Linked DNA regions of Homo sapiens: region 1 is linked to region 2. A link is an interaction called in ENCODE POLR2A ChIA-PET data of the cell type or tissue named here. Cell type or tissue: GM12878. All regions are shown on one strand.

Evidence for each region. ChIA-PET counts read pairs that join two places held together with the same protein. Peaks named below come from ENCODE experiments on the same cell type or tissue, not always from the same donor. Only the 100,000 strongest peaks of a DNase experiment are listed, where the experiment ranks them.
Region 1: POLR2A ChIA-PET joins it to region 2 with 8 read pairs; 3 of 35 experiments call an interaction of 5 or more read pairs at or near these places.

Annotation. Positions count from the first base shown.
Region 1 is chr4:69,560,770-69,564,769 of GRCh38, forward strand. No RefSeq gene overlaps it. Among named protein-coding and RNA genes, the nearest start is that of UGT2B4, 67 kb to the left of the region's middle. In GM12878, no CTCF peak of the experiment used is centred here; no DNase peak of the experiment used is centred here.
Region 2 is chr4:69,500,279-69,504,278 of GRCh38, forward strand. It overlaps a transcript of UGT2B4 not described here. Among named protein-coding and RNA genes, the nearest start is that of UGT2B4, 6.4 kb to the left of the region's middle. In GM12878, no CTCF peak of the experiment used is centred here; a DNase peak (open chromatin) is centred at 1,653.

The DNA of each region.
Region 1 (4,000 bases), 60 kb after region 2:
AGCCAGGAGAAAGTGGCACGATATTTTTAAAGAGCTGAAGAATAAAACTTCTACTTTAGAATGATATGTCTAGTAAAAACACCCTTTAATCAAGAAAGAGAAATAAAGATCTTCTCAAACAAACAAAAGCTTATAGAATTCATCAGCAGCAGATATGTAGCATAAGAAATGCTAAAGAGAGTTCTAGCTGAAAGAAAAGGGTGTTAATAAGCAAGAAGAAATCATCTGAAGTTACAAAACTCATTGGTAATAGTAAGCACACAGAAAACGCAGGATAGTGTAACACTGAAATTGTGGTGTGTAAACTGTTGATGTAAGTAGAAATGTAAATGATAAACCAATCAAAAAAGATAACGACAACAACTTTTCAAGACAGTACGATACGTGATAAAGAGAAACAATAAAAAGTTAAAAATCAGAGACATAAAATTAATGTGTAGAGTTTTTATTAGTTCCTTTTTGCATGTTTGTTTATGCAATCAGTGTTAAGTTGTCATCAGTTTAAAATAATGGATAAGATAGTACGTGTAAACCTCATGCTAACCTCAAATAGAAAAACATACAACTGAAACCAAAATAAATTAAAAAGCAAGAAATTAAAGCATAGTACAGAGAAAATCGCTTTCACTAAAAGGAAGTTAGAGAGGAAAGAAAGAAAAAGCTAAGACCACAGAAAAATTATAAAATATATAACAAATTGGAAGGAGTCTCTACTTATCAATAATAACATTGAATGTAAATGATTAAACTCTCCAATGACAAGACATAGAGTGAGTGGATGAATGAAAAAAAACAATACCCATTTCTCTGTTGCCTGCAAGAAAAACACTTCAGCTATGAAGACACTCATAGACTGAAAATAAAGAGATGAAAAGAGATATTTCATGTCAATGGAAACCAAAAAAAGAGCAAGAGTTATTACACTTTTATCAGACAAAATAGGAAAGACAATGAAGTACACTATGTAATAATGATAAAGTAGTCAATTCAGCAAGACAATATAACAATTTTAAATATATATGCACCCAACACTGGGTCACCCAGATATATAAAGTAAATATTATTAGAGATAAAAAAAGATATGGACCCCAATAAGATAAGAATGGAAGACTTTGATGCTCCACTTTCAGCACTGGAGAGATCTCTCAGAAAAAAATTTAACAAACAAACATGGGACTAAATCTGCACAATAGACCAAATGAACCTAACAAATATTTACAGAACATTTCATCCAGTGGCTGAAGAAAGGATCATTCTTGAGGAGATACCATATATTAAGTTACAAAGCAAATTTTTAAAAATTTAGAAAAAAAGTGAAATAATATTAAGCATCTTATCTAACTACTCTGGAATAAAACTATAAATCAATAACAAGAGAAATTTTGAAAACCATATAAAAACATAGAAATTAAACAATAGATTTTTTAACGACTATTGGATCAATGAAAAAATTTTTAAACTTTAAAAAATTTCTTGCAAAAAATATAATAAAATCATAAGATACCAAAACCTAACTGATTCAGTGAAAGCAGCACTAAAAAGATACCTGTAGGTGCTGACAACAAAAAAGAAAAACCTCAAATAAGTAACCTAACAATGCATCTTTAAAAATAAGAAAAGCAAAAGCAAAATGAACAGAAAATTAGTGGAAGGAAAGAAAAGATAAGAATTAGAGCAGAAATAAATGAATTTGAAATAAAATAAAAGTGCAAAATATCCATGAAACAAAAAGTTGGGTTTTTTTGAGAAGATAAACAAAACTGATAAACCTTTAGCTATACTAAAAAGAAGAGAGAAAACATAGATAAATAGAATCAGATATGTAAAAGGAGACATTATAATTGATACTGCAGAAATGCAAAGGATCATCGGTGGCTACTATGAACCACTGTATGCTGAAAATTTACAAAAGTCTAGGAGAAATGAACAAATTCCTAGACACAAACAATTACCAAGATTGAACCATAAAAATATCCAAAATCTGTCCATGCTTGTGTCCTGAATTAGGATTTTTATGGATTTAGTTCTTACATTTAAGTCCTTAATCATCTTGAGTTAATTTTTGTATAACGTGTAAGGAAGGGGTCCAGTTTCAGTTTTCTGCATATGACGAGCCAGTTTTCTGAACACCATTTATTAAACAGGAAATCCCTTCCCCATTGCTTGTTTGTGTCAGGTTTGTCAAAGATCAGTTGGTTGTAGATGTGTGGTATTATTTCTGAGGCCTCTGTTCTGTTCCATTGAACTATATACCTGTTTTGGTACCAATACCATGCTGTTTTGGTTACTGTAACCTTGCAGTATAGTCTGAAGTCAGGTAGCATGATGCCTCCAGCTTTGTTCTTTTTTTCTGAGGATTGTCTTTGCTATGTGGGCTCTTTTTTGGCTCCATATGAAGTTTGAAGTTGTTTTCTCCAATCATGTGAAGAAAGTCAATGGTAGCTTGATGGGGATAGCATTGAATCTATAAATTACCTTGGGCAGTGTGGCCATTTTCATGATATTGATTCTTCCTACCCATGAGCATGGAATGTTTTTCCATTTGTTTGTGTCCTCTCTCATTTCCTTGAACAGTGGTTTGTAGTTCTCCTTGAAGAGGTCCTTCACATCCCTTTAAGTTTTATTTCCAGGTATTTTATTCTCTTTGTAGCAATTGTGAATGGGAGTTCACTAATGATTTGGCTCTCCATTTGTCTGTTATTGGTGTATAGGAATACTTGTAATTTTTGCACATTTATTTTGTATGCTGAGACATTGCTGAAATTGCTTATCAGCTTAAGGAGATTTGGGGATGAGATGATGGGGTTTTCTAAATACACAATCATGTCTTCTGAAAACAGAGATAATTTCACTTCCTCTTTTCCTATTTAAATACCCTTTATTTCTTTCTCTTGCTTGATTGCCCTGGCCGGAAAAATAACGAGTAACAAAATCAAAGCCATACCCTAGGAAAGAAAATCCCAGGACCCAATCACTTCACTGTTGAATACTTCCAAACATTAAAAAGTTAAAAAAAAAAACAAAAACTAATATCAATACCTTTCAAACTCTGCAAAAATAGAATAAGAGGAACACTTCCAAACTCATTCTATGGGGCAAATAGAAAACCAGAAAAATACACATTTTTTTTTAAAAGAGAACTACAGACTAATATCACTGATAAATATTGGTGTAAAAATCCTGAACAAAATACTAAGAAATCCAATTCAACAGCACATTAAATAAAAATCAATCATTATGACCAGTTGGGATTTAGCTCAATGATGTTAGCAAAATTAAGTATATGGAAATCAATCAATGCAATACATCTAATCAACTGAATGAAGGACAAAATCCATATGAACATTTCAATTTATGCTGAAAACACACTTGATAATGCTTAAAATATCTTCCTGATAAAAGCTTCAATAAAATGAGAGTACAAGAAACATACCTCAACTTAATAGAATCCATCTGTGACAGACCCACAGTTAGTATCATACTGAACAGGAAAAAGCTAAGTATTTCTTCTGAAATCTGGAACACACCAAGGATTCCCACTGTCACCATTGTCGTTCAGCATAGTCCTGGAAGTCGTAGGTAGAGCAACAAGACAAGTTAAAGAAATAAAGGACATTGAAATTTGAGAGGAAGAAGTCAAATTATCCTTGTTTGCAGATGATATGTCTTATAATTCAAAAAACCTGAAGGCTTCACCAAAAAAAAAATTAAAACTGATAAATAAATTTCATGAAGTTGCAGATACAAAATGAGTAGCATTTCTATGTGCTAACAGTAAACAATCTAGAAAAGCAATAAAAATATAATTCCATTTACAAGAGCAACAAATAAAATTAAATACCTAAAATTTACCTTAACCAATAAACTGAAAGGTATATACAATAAAAACTACAAAACACTGGTGCAAAAAAATTGAAGAGGACACAAAATATAAAAAGATATGTAATTTTCGTGGATTAGAAGAAGCAATTTTATTAAAATGTTCATATTTCCTGAATCA
Region 2 (4,000 bases):
AATGCATTCCGGGCTTAATACTTCGGTGATGGGTTGATAGCTGCAGCAAACCACCATGGCACATATTTACCTATGTAACAAACCTGCACATCCTGGACATGTATCCTGAAACTTAAGACAAAACAAATACAATGAAGAACAACAACAAAAATAAATTATTAATAAATGACCTTTGAACAAGGAAAGGAAGAAGAAAGGAAGAAAAGAAAGAAAGCAAGAAAGAAAGAAGGAAGGAAGGAAAGAAAGAAAGAAAGAAGAAAGAAAGAAAGACAAGAAAGAAAGCAAGAAAAGAAAGCAAGAAAGCAAGAAAGCAAGCAAGAAAGCAAGGAAGAAAGAAAGAAAGAAAGAAAGAAAGAAAGAAAGAAAGAAAGAAAGAAAGAAAGAAAGAAAGGAAGGAAAGAAAAGAAAGCAAGCAGGATGATGGTCCATCCAGGAGCAATGCAGAGCCAAGCAAACATCCCTGATCCAGGGAAGTGATGAGTGAATGTGCAACTCCAGGTAACATGCTTCTCCCACAGATCTCTGCAACCCTCGGGTCAGGAAGTCCCCTCATGAACCCACTCCACCAGGGCCTTAATTGTGACACACAGAGCTACATGGAGTTTAGGCAGAGCAGCAGCTCAGGCATGTGTAGAGACCTGGGAGTTTTAGATACCCCAGCTTTCTGGGCTTCCTGGCAAAAGTAGCTGTAGTTCTGGCAAAGTGGGAGGTTAGGAATGTGACCATATTCCTAGCAAAGAGGTTGAATTCAGGCGGCCACCTGCAAGCGCCACCCTCACAACACCTCACAGGATAAGACCCACTGGCTTGGAATTCCAGACAGTCATGGTAGCAGTGTTGTGCCTACCGGGGATGGAGCTGGGGGTTGGGTGCAGAGGGGTAGTGTGCAGTGAGGACTGCCATTTTTACTGTTTGAGCAACTTAGCTGTTCTGCCATTTGAGCTTTGGAGAGTCCAGATGAACTGGGCCGGGGGCGGGTGGAAGGAATCCCTCAGCTGTTGCAAATCTACTCTACCTAAACTTGGCCAGACTGCTTCTTTAAGCAGGTTCCAGATCCTGTTCCTTCCTATTGGGCGGGACCTCCAAACAGGGGCTTCTAGCCACCCCAATCAGTGTTCTCCCGCCACTAGAGATTTGAAAACACCCTGGGAGAGGGCTCGCAAGAGGTGTGGGCTGCCATCTTTGCTGTTTGGGCGACTTAGCAATTTCAACTTGGAGGCTTTGAACAGTCCAAGATGACTGGGGTGAAAGTGATAGCCCAGCACAGCAAAGCAGTCCTACAAAAATGTGTGAGCAGACTGCTTTTTTAAGTGGATCCCTGACCCTGCTCCTCATCACTGGGTGGAGTCTCCCAACAGGGATTTTGGGTACCGCCACTGGTGTTCCTTAGCTGACAGAGTTTTCAGGTATAGGGTTAGTATAGAGCTTCTGGGGAAGGGGCAGGCTGTCATCTTTGCTGTTTGGGCAACCTAACCAATCCTGCCTTTGAGGTTTGGAGGTTCCAAGGTGACCAGGGGCTGATATGTACCCCCAGCACAGCACAGCTGCTCTATGAAAATGTGGTCAGCTGCTCTACTTAGACTCCACGTAGCTCTGTGTGTCACACTTAAGGCCCTGGTGGAGTGGGCTCATGAGGGAACTTCCTGACCCGAGGGTTGCAGAGATCTGTGGGAGAAGCATGTTACCTGGGGCTTCACATTGACTCATCACTTCCCTGGGAGGTTCATTTGCCTCTGCATTGCTCCTGGGTGGGACATCATCCTGCCTTGTCTCTCTTTCCCTTCCTTCCTTCTTTTCTTTCTTTCTTTCTCTCTCTTTCTTTCTTTCTTTCTTTCTTTCTTTCTTTCTTTCTTTCTTTCTTTCTTTCTTTCTCTTTCTTTCTTTCTTCTTTCTTTTCTTCATTCAGTTGTTATTTATTAATAATTTATTTTTGTTGTTGTTCATTGTATTTGTTTTATTTTAAGTTCCAGGATACATGTCCAGGATGTGAAGGTTTGTTACATAGGTAAATATGTGCCATGGTATTTTGCTGCAGCTATCAACCCATCACCGAGGTATTAACACAGTCCTTCTGACTGTGTTAGACCTCCCAACTGGGGTCTTCAGACACCTCTTAGAGGTGTGTTTGGGCCAGCAACAGGTCTGTACCTCCCTGGTACAGAGCTATTCGGAAAAAGGGCAGGCTGCCATCTTTGCTGTTTCTCATATTTCACTGGTAATACCTTCAGGTACTGGAAAATCTGAGGCAACTAGGGACTGGAGTGGGCCCCCAGCATACTGCAGCAGCCCTACAGAAAAGTGACCAGACTGTAATGTGGTTGCCTGTTCCCATATCTCCTCACCAGGCAGATCTCCCAAGCCTGGGCCTCTAGCCACTCCCTGCCAGAACTATTGAGCTATTAGCGACTTGGAAACTCCCTGGACAGAGCCTCCAGGGGCCCCTGAAAGCCTCTCTGCCACAGCTTCTGTGGTGGAATTTACCTTGCTACCCTCAGACTACCAAAGGATCAAAGACCCTAAATGCCATATTCACACCCCCAACAAGCTCCAGTTGGTTCAGGAAGAGGAGGCCTGACCATCCCCCATGGATCCCACACATCTCACTGCTAGTCACAAAACAGGGAACCCCTGGCTTGGGCCCACAGAACAGCGTCTCCATCCTGGGATGATTGCATTGAGTGATTGCTGACCAGCACCTCTCTGGGGGGATCCTCCAGGAGACAAGCAAAGTAGTGGAGCAGTAAGCCAGCTGATGTGAAGCCAAGAGGGGTTGGTGTGGGAGCATCTGTAGCAAAGTGTGACCATCAAAGGCCATCTCTTTAGGCTTAACTTGGTCACATAATAGACTTTAGCCCTAGGGGAACTGTCAAACCTGGTCTTTTCCGGGCAATTCTGCACATCAGATGAGGCTGGTTCAACTTGAGCACTCCTTGGACTTCTGCCCTTCCCCAGGGCCCCAGCCTGGCCATGACTGCTTACAGGGTAGTCTTTGGTGCCCTGGGGGCTCACACCATAGCTTCTGCAGCAGTGGACTGTGCCTGACTGGAGAACTCCAGCAAGGTGGCCCCTATAGCCATGCACCCAGTCTACATGTTCTCTCCCAAGACTGCAGCTTCTCCTGAGTCCACAGCAACTTCCCATGCCACTGTGCTGATGCAAATCTGCATGAGTGAGTTTAGCTTTACTTGCCCCAGCAGCACACAGGAGTGCAGTACACCCTCCTACTGCACCCCTCCCCTCTACTGACAGCCTTTGCAGATGTAGCCTTGGCAGGCACAGAACCAGACAGCCCTGACCCTGCCAGTCCCCCACCCTTGTGCTAAAGCTGCACAGAGAACAGGAAATCCTCCCATAACCTAAGTGATCACTCTTAACTTGTGGAGCACAGAGAAGAGACTCAGAATTGTGCTGCCCAGCAACCCACCCTAATCCAACACCACCTCCACTGTAACAGCACACAGTCTCCAGCAGGGGCCTTCCACTCCTCCTCCAGTTGCCTTGCTTCAGCCTTCGTGATGAGCAACCATAGTGAGGCAGACACCTCTGCATTCACTAGCACTCTGCTGCAGCTGCTTCACCTGGGCCACCGCAGCTCAGAAGACTCAAAACCTTGAGGAGCCAGAGAACAAAGTTGAGACCCAATAGAAGTCCACTGGAGTTAAAGCACGTGGTCCAGGAGTTGGGAACAGAATGTTGGTCCCCCAAAATCTTCCAGAAACAAAGCCAATTGGCTGAATTCACCTTATATCACAATGAACCCTCAAGGTAATTAAATAAGATAAAAAAGAAAAATAAGCAAAGGTCAGCAACCTCAAAAATTGATGACAGGCCCACAAAGGTAAAAAATTATTGCAAGAATGCTGAAAACTCAAAAAGCCACAGTACCTTCCCTCATCCAATGACCACATCACCTCTCCAGCAAAGGTTCAGAACCAGGCTGAGGCTAAGATGGCTGACATGACAGAAGTAAAATTCAGAATATGGATAGAAATGCAGTTCA